Regions from separate parts of the Homo sapiens genome. Here region 2 is linked to region 1. The links are chromatin contacts, found by Hi-C in ENCODE. All regions are on one chromosome and are shown on one strand. The core of a region is the stretch at or near the end of the contact, and the rest is flanking DNA. Distances in the headings are between cores, read along the strand shown.

Region 1 (4,981 bases), core at 2,480-4,979:
GGCTGAAAATATCGTCAATAGAACTTGCTTCAGGCCAAAATTCCAGGAACAACTCTTAATCTCCAGAATCACACTGCAAGATGCAGTTCCATGGTTCAAAATCGTGAAGTTGCTTACTTCAGAATGATGCCACATTCAGGAAACTGCTGCTATTACTAAGGAAATTCTCTAAATCAAGTGGTCATTAACTGTAGAGTCATATTGCTGGTGACATGCTTCAATAGAATGGATGCATCACACCTTGACTTTTTCCACTTTGTACAATTCCAAATTCAGAGAATGCATGAGAACATATAATGGATGGGAGCTAAATAAAATCTTGAATCCCAGTTATAAGAAAATATAAAAATATAATCTTTATCAGAATCTGTACTTCAAGAAAGTACAATAGAAAGAAGTTGACATAGATACTAAATGAGCTAATCTATGGTATCCATTAATGCAAAGCATTAAAGGTACTGCATTAGCATAGAGTGATTTTAATATATTTAAAATATCTTGTTTGGTATTTACTTATTGCTATTATTTATTTTTACTATTATTTACATGACAGTTTAAAAAATTTAAATCCTCCTCAAACACATAGGTAGCTCAAGGTAACAAGAGAGTTATGAACACTTAAAATGTGTAGGAGAAAACCTCATTAATATATGCCTGTGATGTTTGTACATTAACATAAATTTTTAAGACAGACACAAATTCAGACAGGCTCACTATTTTCCTGACCTTATTATATCTGAAATATCATAATACTCAAGGTTACTTAGTGGACATTTGCCATTTGTTTAAATCCACCCAAAATGGAACTGTAAATAGTCTAAATTCATATCTCAGAATTTACCTTTTTCTACAGCTAATTTCTCTTCTCCATTCTCATTATCTTTGACTTATTGTATTCTCTTCTACTTCTCCTTTCCTAGATTTTTTCATTAAATTATCTTATTTGATTCCCTTTACTCTTCATCTTGCCTTTTATCATTTCTTTGCTTTTTGTTTTTTCATCATTCTGAGTATATTTGTATTACCCAGACATTTGGGAAGCATTATTCTACTTTTATAACATTTCTGTTATTAGAAGTTAAATTGACTTGAAATATTTAATCATGTGTGTATATTTTAATAGCATGCTGAAAATTAATATAATGACTAGCCTATTTCCAAAGATTGAATGCTTACTTTAATTCTGTCTTTGGTAATAATAGAATCAGATCCATATCCAATAGAAATTAATTAATTATAGAGGAAGATGATGCCTTTCCTCGTTGCTTGCACTGCTTTAATGTATGTATAATACCTATTTTATCACAATTTGTAAATCCCCAACAATGCCTAGAAAGGTTTTATCATGGTAGATACTTAATTCTTATTCATTAGAATTTGGCTATAGGTTTTTTTCACTTTACTCCTAGCATTTTTGACAAAATTCCAGAGGAGATTCAGAAATTAACAGAGTAATTAAAACTGGTCAGAAAAATGAGCAAAACAGAACATGCCATTTAATAACTGAATAAAAAAAGAGTTCCAAACAACCAGCTTATAAGTAGGAGTGATGCATTTCCTTTTGATCTTTACCAACAAGTGGAATTGCTGGATTGTATGACAGCTCTATTCTGATGGACCTCCATACTGCTTTCTATAATGGTTGTACCAATTTACATTCCACCAACAGTGTGCAAGGGTTGTCTCTTCTCCACACCCTTGCCAACAATTTTTATTTCTTGTTTTTTAATCATCATTTTTGTAATACATATTATTTATAATTTTTCAGACTACTATAATTAAACACATTTTGCTCTTTATTGATAATGTGTGTTCTTATTTTGAATATTTATCATTAAACATTGTAATAACACAAATCTGTGTGAATTTTTGTGTGTCCAAGCTTCCTTCTTTAGTACCAAGTGGTCGCTTCCACTTTACTCGTCCATTTCTTGTGGATTTCAGTTTCTAATTCCGGATGGGCTTGAAAATCAGAACACTATTCAGCTTAAGCTTTGAGTGATACAGTAGTTTATAAATTCCTAAACGTGGTTCCAACAAGTGTATTATGTAGCTTTAGCTCATACTAAAGCTGTAAAGTATTTCAGATACCTAGTCCATGAATTTTCTAATAATTTAGGGGAGGTTCCCAAACTGAGGTAGTATTAAAATATTGAGGAAATCAAAAATAATATTTGAGTCATTAAAATCAAAGTAATGAGCAATCAGAGAGATGATTTAAGTCATTTTAGGGAAAAGTTTCCCTTATTACAGAGGAGCATGGTAAATCAATGCATGAGAGACTAAATAATTATTTTAGATGTGTTGTGCAATGTCCAGCAGAATTTAAATCACAGAAAGGTTTACATTTGAACAGTGAAAGATACCTGCAGTATTCATAGATACCTGCGAATAGTTAGGCAAATATGTTTTCAAATAAAATACAAAGTTTACACTTGTTTTGCCTAACACGGTTGTACAGGCCAATGATTAAATGCACCAACTTTGGAATCAAGATTTCCTGGATTCAAATTCAAGCTCCACCATTGGCAAATTATTTAACCTACATGTGCCTCAGTTCCCTCATCTATATGTGGAGGCAATAGTTACACTCTCTTATAATGTTTTTGTTAGCATTGTCAGAAGATAGCTCATGTGGAGCATTTTAGAAGAATACTTATGTTTAACAGCCAACAGGTTTGCTTATTAAACTGTAGAGAAAAATTAAAAAGAAAAATCAAGAAGTTCTTCACTAGTTTAATTTTTCTACAAATGATAAAATGTTTCTGATTATATATGCTATGAATTTGTTTAATGTCTTGTTGAGGCATCTGAAGTGTGTGTGCATGTAAATATTGGCACATTTCTGAACACAATTTACACCGAGCCAAAGAGAGTCACTAATATTTGTTAAATTGCTTTTCTAAAGTGGGAAAAGTAGCATCTTTTCCAAAGGGTGCTTTATTCACACTAACTAATTAAGTGAATGAGCTTTCTGGTTTTAATTAAGTGGAGTGTTTGTATATGTATATGCTTGTTTATATACTCAGCAGCAATAAGGGTGAGATTTTAATATAGAAAGGAAGAAATAGCCACTAAGAAAGTTCAAGCCCATTCAAGTAAAAATCCTAACCTGATAGTTTTAGGCAATGCAAAGTTAATGGACTGGTTTGAATTCCATAAAGTGGTACTTTTTTATCATCTGAAATGGCTCATGGATCTCATATGAACATACCTAATATTTCTGGAGCATTAACTCTTCAGAGGTATAATCACACTGTGTATCAATAAAGATAAAATACGTGATAAGTGAAATTTTGCTTTCTGGCTGCTTTGGGATTATGTGGCTAATGACCATCAGGCAGACACTCAGGCAATTACAATGGGGAGATTTCTTAGCTCTGAAAGCACAGGCAAGATTCCAAAATGTGCAAAACAAGCAGAGCATAGAGTAGGGGCAAAGGTGATATATTCATGGATGAGTGCAAGTTTTGGTTTTCAGGAGTTCAAGGAGCAAGTCTGTTCAGAATATTGTTATAAAGCAGATAGAGGACAAAAGCATAATTGAAATAACCGGAATGTACATAGGCTAACTGCATTGCTTTATGTGGTGTGGTTCTGTGGAAAGATTATTAGACTTACAAGAGTGAGGACTCACAGTTCTGCCAGCAAATAAGCTGAGTGGCTTCAGACAAGCCACTTTACTTATCTCTGGGCCTCAGTTTTCCCGTTTATGGATTAAAGACATTCACAGACATTGGCTGAGTGCCCGCAATGTGCCAGCTATTGAGCTAAACTTGGGATGCTAGAAAAGACAATCCCTTTTCTGGATTAGGAAGTTTACATTTTAAAGATGCAAGAAGGCACTAAACAAGGGCAGTGAGGTACAACAAGCTCTGTGGTTTTATTTCTCCTAAATGGGAGGAAACATAGAGAGGAAGAAAAGTATGCAATCTCAGTTGCAAATGGAGGCAGGGGCTCACCATGTTCTCTGATACGATTGTACCGCCCATTGGTAAGAATCAGGTAATTGTCCTGAGCCTTGTCGAGTTGTTTATTTGTTTGTTTCTTGCAATAGCTTCTAACGTAATTGATCTGCTAAGAATTATTTATAAACTCTCTCATGTAAATGCCCTTACAATTGTCAATGGCTGTAATTCTATATCAAGATCAGTGCTATGGCATCTTTGATATAGCTATGAACTTCAAGTTTTATGTTTAAACTTATAGTATAATTTTTGGAAAAATTATTCAATGGTAATGATGTAAAAAATCAATAGGAATGGAAACATGACAAATGTTTCAACAATTAAAATAAAATATTGCTTTCTGTTTAAAAGAGCATATAGTCACCTTTCAAGTTAAACTTTGGTCTTACAATCTGTTTTAATGATATAAGAGAAAATAAGCTTAATTAGGTTCATTGTAAAGTCCTCAAAAGAGCAGATCAGAATATCGGTCACTACCTTGTGGCCCAGGTAGAATTCCATAGTGCACAAATTACTGAAGCTCTTTGAATATCTGAACAGTCAGAAAACTCTATTTAGAATTATGCATATGACAGAGACTAGAATGTGTTCTAAGAATAGCTTACATCACATCAAGAAGAAAAGCACCAGATGATTACTTTTAGTCAATTCTATTTTTGTACTGTAGGTACTGATAAAAAGCTTCTAACATAACGGAAGTAGCTGTTGCATCACAACATATCATCACATTTTAGAATTGGAAGAAATTGAACATGCATCTAATATAATTCCTTTGGACTAGGTCCGAGAAATAAAAGACACACTCAAGTTCACAGAAATATACAATTCTGACTCTTATATTCAGTGCTCTTACACATGTATTTTGCTGCTTTGTTATATAAAAATAACAGTAAATACAGATTCAAAAGTTTGGGGAACTTGTGAGTTGAAAGAACAAATCATAATAAAGCAAACCTAATAAAAGAAAATCTATATTTACACACATGACTAAATGTCAGCGATTTTTATCTTTA
Region 2 (5,500 bases), core at 745-3,244, 310 kb after region 1:
ACCAATATCTTTCTCGTGTTAAGTTTGCAATATTTTCTCCTAGGATAATATTAAAAATACTTAAAAATCTATTTTGGAAGAGAATTGGCTATAACTTGTGATCAGATTTAATTAGTACTTACAGAAAAAGAATTCTTGTATTTCCGAGGTTTTCTCTTATCATAGCTATCGAGTCTGAGGAATTCTGATCTGAGGACAATGTACGTGCCACACTGGCATCAGAACCTGTTTATGCAGGTAATGGCTGGTTTAGGATACCTCTGAACTGTCACGTACCATTTGAATTAATGAGGCCATACAGGTCTAAGGTCTTGAAAAAGGCCTCTCTAGATTAGGGTCTATTAAACCTGCCACAAGCTGCTTAGTGTTTTAAAAGTGACAACAGAGGCTCTTTGGTTTAGCATTCTTTTCTTTTCTTTTTTTTTTTTTTTTTTAATATTGAAAAAAATAGTTTCCCATTCTATAGTAAACACTCTACTAACTTACAAGAATTTGCATTCTTATAGGATGAAATTCCTACAGATTTATTAGACACTCAACAAATCTTTTAAGAACATCAAAACTCCAAACAAGAAAATATCAAAAATAAAAATTAGGTAGAAAAGCACATTTAAGAAACTGCATGGTAACTTAGTAAATGAGGCAGTTAATATCTTGTTTTATATTAAAAGCAGCTAAATTTTAGCAAATTAAAATAGTAGAAGCCTTAAACAAAGTGGCCTGTTTAATCAGGGATAAGCAGGAGCATTATCCATTATCTCTATTTAGTCAGAATTCAATATTTAGTTGGAAGACTAAAATATCATGGTACATTCATATGAAAAACACAAACATCAACAAATAAAGAAATGATAATTAGCATTCTTTAAAGAGCACTGAAGTTAATATCATTCTCCTGATGATAACTTTATTGTCACAATATTGGCTTTATAGTTTGGTGTGCATTCTTTGTTTGCTTTCTGTATGATTTCAAAACTCTCTTAAATGACTACAGTTTCTCTGAACCATGAATATTATTTCATTAATAGACTTCTGTTTTTGCTTAGGAAAATTTGAGTGTAAAATCAATTTAGTGTTCTCAAACCTATTAGGTGCTTAGCCTTTAATTTGCTGCACATTAACATTAAATGGTCAAAATATGAGGTTATTTTTGGAGTGATTATTATGATGGTGATAAGGCCTGACACTTGCGCCACTTCAAACACGCAACCACCAACAGTTCCATTACAACAAAAGAGCTCCCAGCATAACACATTTTAATAGTCAGAAGAGTTGTGAATTCACAGCTTTGCACAGCAGGTGTGGCTGCACATCTTTGCACCCCTAAATACACTTGCTCATCTAATCTGACAGATTAGACAATGGCACAAAACCCCCATCACCGATGTCTAAACAAAGACTTCATTTCAGAAGAGACAAAGCTTCATGCAGACTGTGTTGCCACTAATAACTTTTCTAAGCGGAAAACAATGTACATTTTACTAATGAAAAACAAATTGCAGCAGGGAAGATGAATGTCTTGGCTTTTCTGACATTTTAAATAATCTGCCCTCCCTTCCCTTTTGTGCCTTTAATATTTACCTTCATATCAATCTTTGTGTAATTTTGTTAATTGGCCATGGTGCTGACATCAGAAAAATGGAAAGCATCACAATCACAGTCCAGGACCTTAAAACCCATGTTGTAAGGGAAAAACAATTTTGCTATTCTTTATAAGCAAAATACATGAGAAAGCAGTACCTTTCATTAGAACCAGAGGTAAGCTGGACTTTGGGGTGCCCACACTACAGTGAAAATACACTCAAAAGGGCTGTAACCTGATTTTCTATGCAATGTCATCACAGCTGAACATTAAAAGTGAGACTGGAGATGTGCATATTTACCATCAGGAACTGGACTGAGCATTAATGGGCTCCGGAGGCTTATTTGGAGGCAGTTGCACTTATCATGAATCAGGAAAAGGAAATAGCAGCCCTGGTGTGCTGTAGGTCAGTCAGAAATGTCGACTTGAGAGATTCATAAATCTCTGGCATGACTTCAGCCACTGACTTTCAGAACCTCCTTCTAGCGTTTTCCTATAATTTAAAGATTATGTAAGGTATATCGTGAGTGTGTTCGATGAAAATATTAATTTAGAGATAAATCCTGTAAGTGCTCTGAAGCCACGGCTTCTGCCGTGCAGTTACACTTCAAACAGGACAGGCTGCTAGTTTTGTCAACAGTAGGAGGTCATGGAAGGCTGCCAAAGAAAACAAACCTTTTTCAGTAAAATACTTTCAGTTCTAAGTAGTCACAGAATATCTCTTGTACTGTTTTATTGCTGATATTTAAACTTTGATAGATTGTCTTTTGCTGACAATTTCTTGAGTCAGAAATCTTAATCATAAAATGAAGTGTGGAACATACACTAGTGAGACAATTAATCACAGCAAAGTCTGTCTGGCAAGTTCAAGTAATTTTCTGGTGTTTTTGCTTTGGCGCCAAGAGGGGAGGGGTATGGCAGGAGGGAGTGGTAAAAGTTATAGGGTAAACTATTTCTCTGTCGTTTTTGTTGTTGTTGTTCCCTGAAAGACTGATGACGTATTTTAGTAAGGAAAATCCTGAGCCTTTGAGAAAAATGACAGAATTTTTCCATTGAAGAAATAGTTTTATTAATAATTATAATAAGGTGCAATGTCATTTTCATTTATCAATATGGTATAATTGATCCTAAAATAAAAGTATTCTGCATCTGCCTCTTTGTGTAATTGGATACAAAATTTAAAATATGAGAGGAAACATGCAATGTATATTCAGATTTGTCATACACTTAATAACCTAAATTGGAAATTAATGCATTTGAAAATATTGCCCAGGTAAAGAATGGTGAAATTTGATGTAATTGATTTCCAAAACCGCCTCTCACATTTAAGGCAAGCATTCTGCTGGATAATCAGTTACTGCAATTTTCATTTGCATTCTCTGACTCTCTTTGATTTGCAAAGATACCTCTTTTGAAAATAAAAATCCATTAATGGCCTTCCATCCTGTGGTTAGAAAATAAAACACATGGTGACTATAGTTATAAACACCAAATTCTATTAAATGGGTACAGGGTACTAGTAAGTACATATTCTGTTTTCATCATTGTTCATAATGAGATATTTGTTTGACTTTTTTTTTTTACCTGTTAGTATTATTCAAGCCCTAAAGATATATAAGAATACATGCAAATTTAAAATAATATAAATGAGGATTTCACATATTCTTAATGATATTCTGGAGTTGTAAAATATAATTAACATCATAGAGTGCCTGGAGTACCCAGGCAGAAACCAAATGAGAATTTAAGTCTCAGTATTACAAGAGTGTTGATGCAAAACTCATAGTTCTCTCTCTCTCTCTCTTTCTCTCTTTCTCTCTCACTCCTTATTTTTTCAGACTACAGTTTAAGTGTTTTAATACTTATCTTGGTATCTTGACTGGTTTTTAAAGTAACCTGTTCATGGAGAACTCTGACACCTCTGTGCAGGCATTATCAGCACAGCGCTATCTGTAAGCTATGCATGGCCACCTTTATTGTTTTACTGTTTTAAAAGCTATGTTCCACTTTCAAATTACATTAAGAATATAAATTTCAACCTCAAAATTATGATTCTGTACAACAGAGGTAGAATGTATGCTTTGTAGCACAGGATCCCTTTTATTTAATATTAAGCATTCATCCTCTCACATTTTTCTATTTTTGAAAACCATTTGAAATGAATAGACATACACCATAGGATTCTAGACCCTGTAGAATCCTAGGGCCTGTGGCAGACTGAAGCCTAGCAGCCTCTTGTACAGACACTGCCAGCAGAATATTTGAAGTTGATGCAGCTTAGGAAGAGGCTGATCTTCACAGAAAAGCCAGAATTTCTATAAAAAAAAAGTTTTTAAAGGTATTTTACCCCTAATCATAGACAAGCATTAAAGATCTTAAAACATGACTGTGATCAGGCATTTTTTTTTTCTGGCATACTTTTTAAGTGAAGACTAGTGTCTGCACAATTTAGGATGAAGGCTTGACGTTCTCATACATCCCATATAGTCTCCTTTTGAAAGCTATCATCTATATGATGTTCCTGAGTACCAGCCTGTTCTATTCATTAATATTGCTAACATTAATGGAAAAGCACAAAGATTATTCTGAATTGATGTGAAAAATGCCTGGTCCTAGCTGTCTTATGGCTTGACTGAGATTGGCCATCATGTATCCAGAATCATCCCTTCATATTAGTCTACTGACAAACCCTCACTCTTTCTTCTACCTTTTTATAAGTATCATTGCTTACTTCTAACCACACGTGGAAAAAAAAAAAGGTTATCACTAGGTATTAAGGAAACAGAAACAATGAGAGATATAACATTCCTAACTATTGGTTTCCTTTAACAGAATTGGTTTAGAATTTTAATTTAAGTTCTAGCTGTGAATTAACTCTACTTAGAATTTCACCATTTGGTCAGCACAAGATATTTAATATAAAGTTCCAATACCATTTATTTAGCATTAAAGATATTGATTTCACAAACCGGAACTGAATTTCTAATTGTTTACTATTAGGAAATATTACATTGATGTGATAGAAAATAGATTTTTTGGATATTTCCCTTAATACAGCTATAATACCAAAAATCTCCACTGTAAAGATTTTGCAGTTGTTAATTTGGTGGATAATTAGCATTCTATGATTGCTATCATGTGACAGAACAAATATTGGGCCAGAAAGAAAGAGATACCAGAAGGGAAAACTACGTGTGAGAATTTGGGGATATGGCTGGCATAATCAGAAAACAAGGAAGTTTATTTATCTGCTCATACCTGCGAATAAAAATCAATAATTTCTGCTGCCATCCTATCACATAGATGAATATTTCTTCATATAGTAAATAGTTGTAGCTCATTAATTAGAGTTCAGGTATTATTTTCTCTGCTGAGGTCAGCAAGCTAAGTAAGATATAGTCCTTGTCCTCAAGAGAAACTTAGAGTTTAACCAGGAAAATTCACAGCAGTTCCTGGAGTCCCACTAAAGCATTTATAACCCTCTGTCGTCATGGTCTGCAATCCCAATCAGGTCCACAAGGCTGCCTGAAAGTTCTTTGATTTTTCTGGTCAGCTCTCTCACCCATTCTTTACAACAAATGTTTCAAACTCAGTCCCCTCTCTCCAAACCATTTACCCTAACCCCAATCCCTCAGCCTCAGGATATAACCTTTACTACCACTCAGTAAGGAAAATAAAGGTCATGAAGAGTCAACTCCTTTCACTCGCTGACATTTGGCAGATACCTATGCCAAGTCCTTTCCCCTCTCTCCTGCCACTTTCATTACTCGACCAAAATTGCTGTCACCAGGGCTGCACATGGATAGGGTTTAGTCTTTCTCTTATTTGACCTCTGTGTAAGTTGTCACTTGCACGGACTCCATTGTTATCAGAACATATTCTTCCCCTTGCCTCCCCCTTTCTCCCAGGCTTTTCTAA

Evidence for each region. A loop is a pair of places that touch in the nucleus more often than their neighbours do. Pooled maps may share reads with other maps.
Region 2: a map of Right ventricle myocardium inferior shows a loop between it and region 1 (3-fold over the local background). The contact joins two enhancer-like sites. A Hi-C loop is called at or near these places in 2 of 168 maps with a recorded cell type or tissue (Calu3 and Right ventricle myocardium inferior) and 3 of 50 pooled maps.

What each region holds. Positions count from the first base shown.
Region 1 is chr5:92,325,367-92,330,347 of GRCh38, forward strand. LOC105379080 (a long non-coding RNA gene) reads left to right here. Exons shown (of 4, transcript XR_007058867.1): 1 at 1-4,005. Among named protein-coding and RNA genes, the nearest start is that of LINC02058, 610 kb to the right of the region's middle. Within about 2 kb of position 3,730, at least 2 of the 41 ENCODE cell types and tissues checked have a DNase peak (open chromatin) inside an H3K27ac peak, as active enhancers do.
Region 2 is chr5:92,639,322-92,644,821 of GRCh38, forward strand. The region is part of intron 2 of LOC105379082 (a long non-coding RNA gene); the gene reads right to left. Among named protein-coding and RNA genes, the nearest start is that of LINC02058, 300 kb to the right of the region's middle. Within about 2 kb of position 1,995, at least 8 of the 41 ENCODE cell types and tissues checked have a DNase peak (open chromatin) inside an H3K27ac peak, as active enhancers do.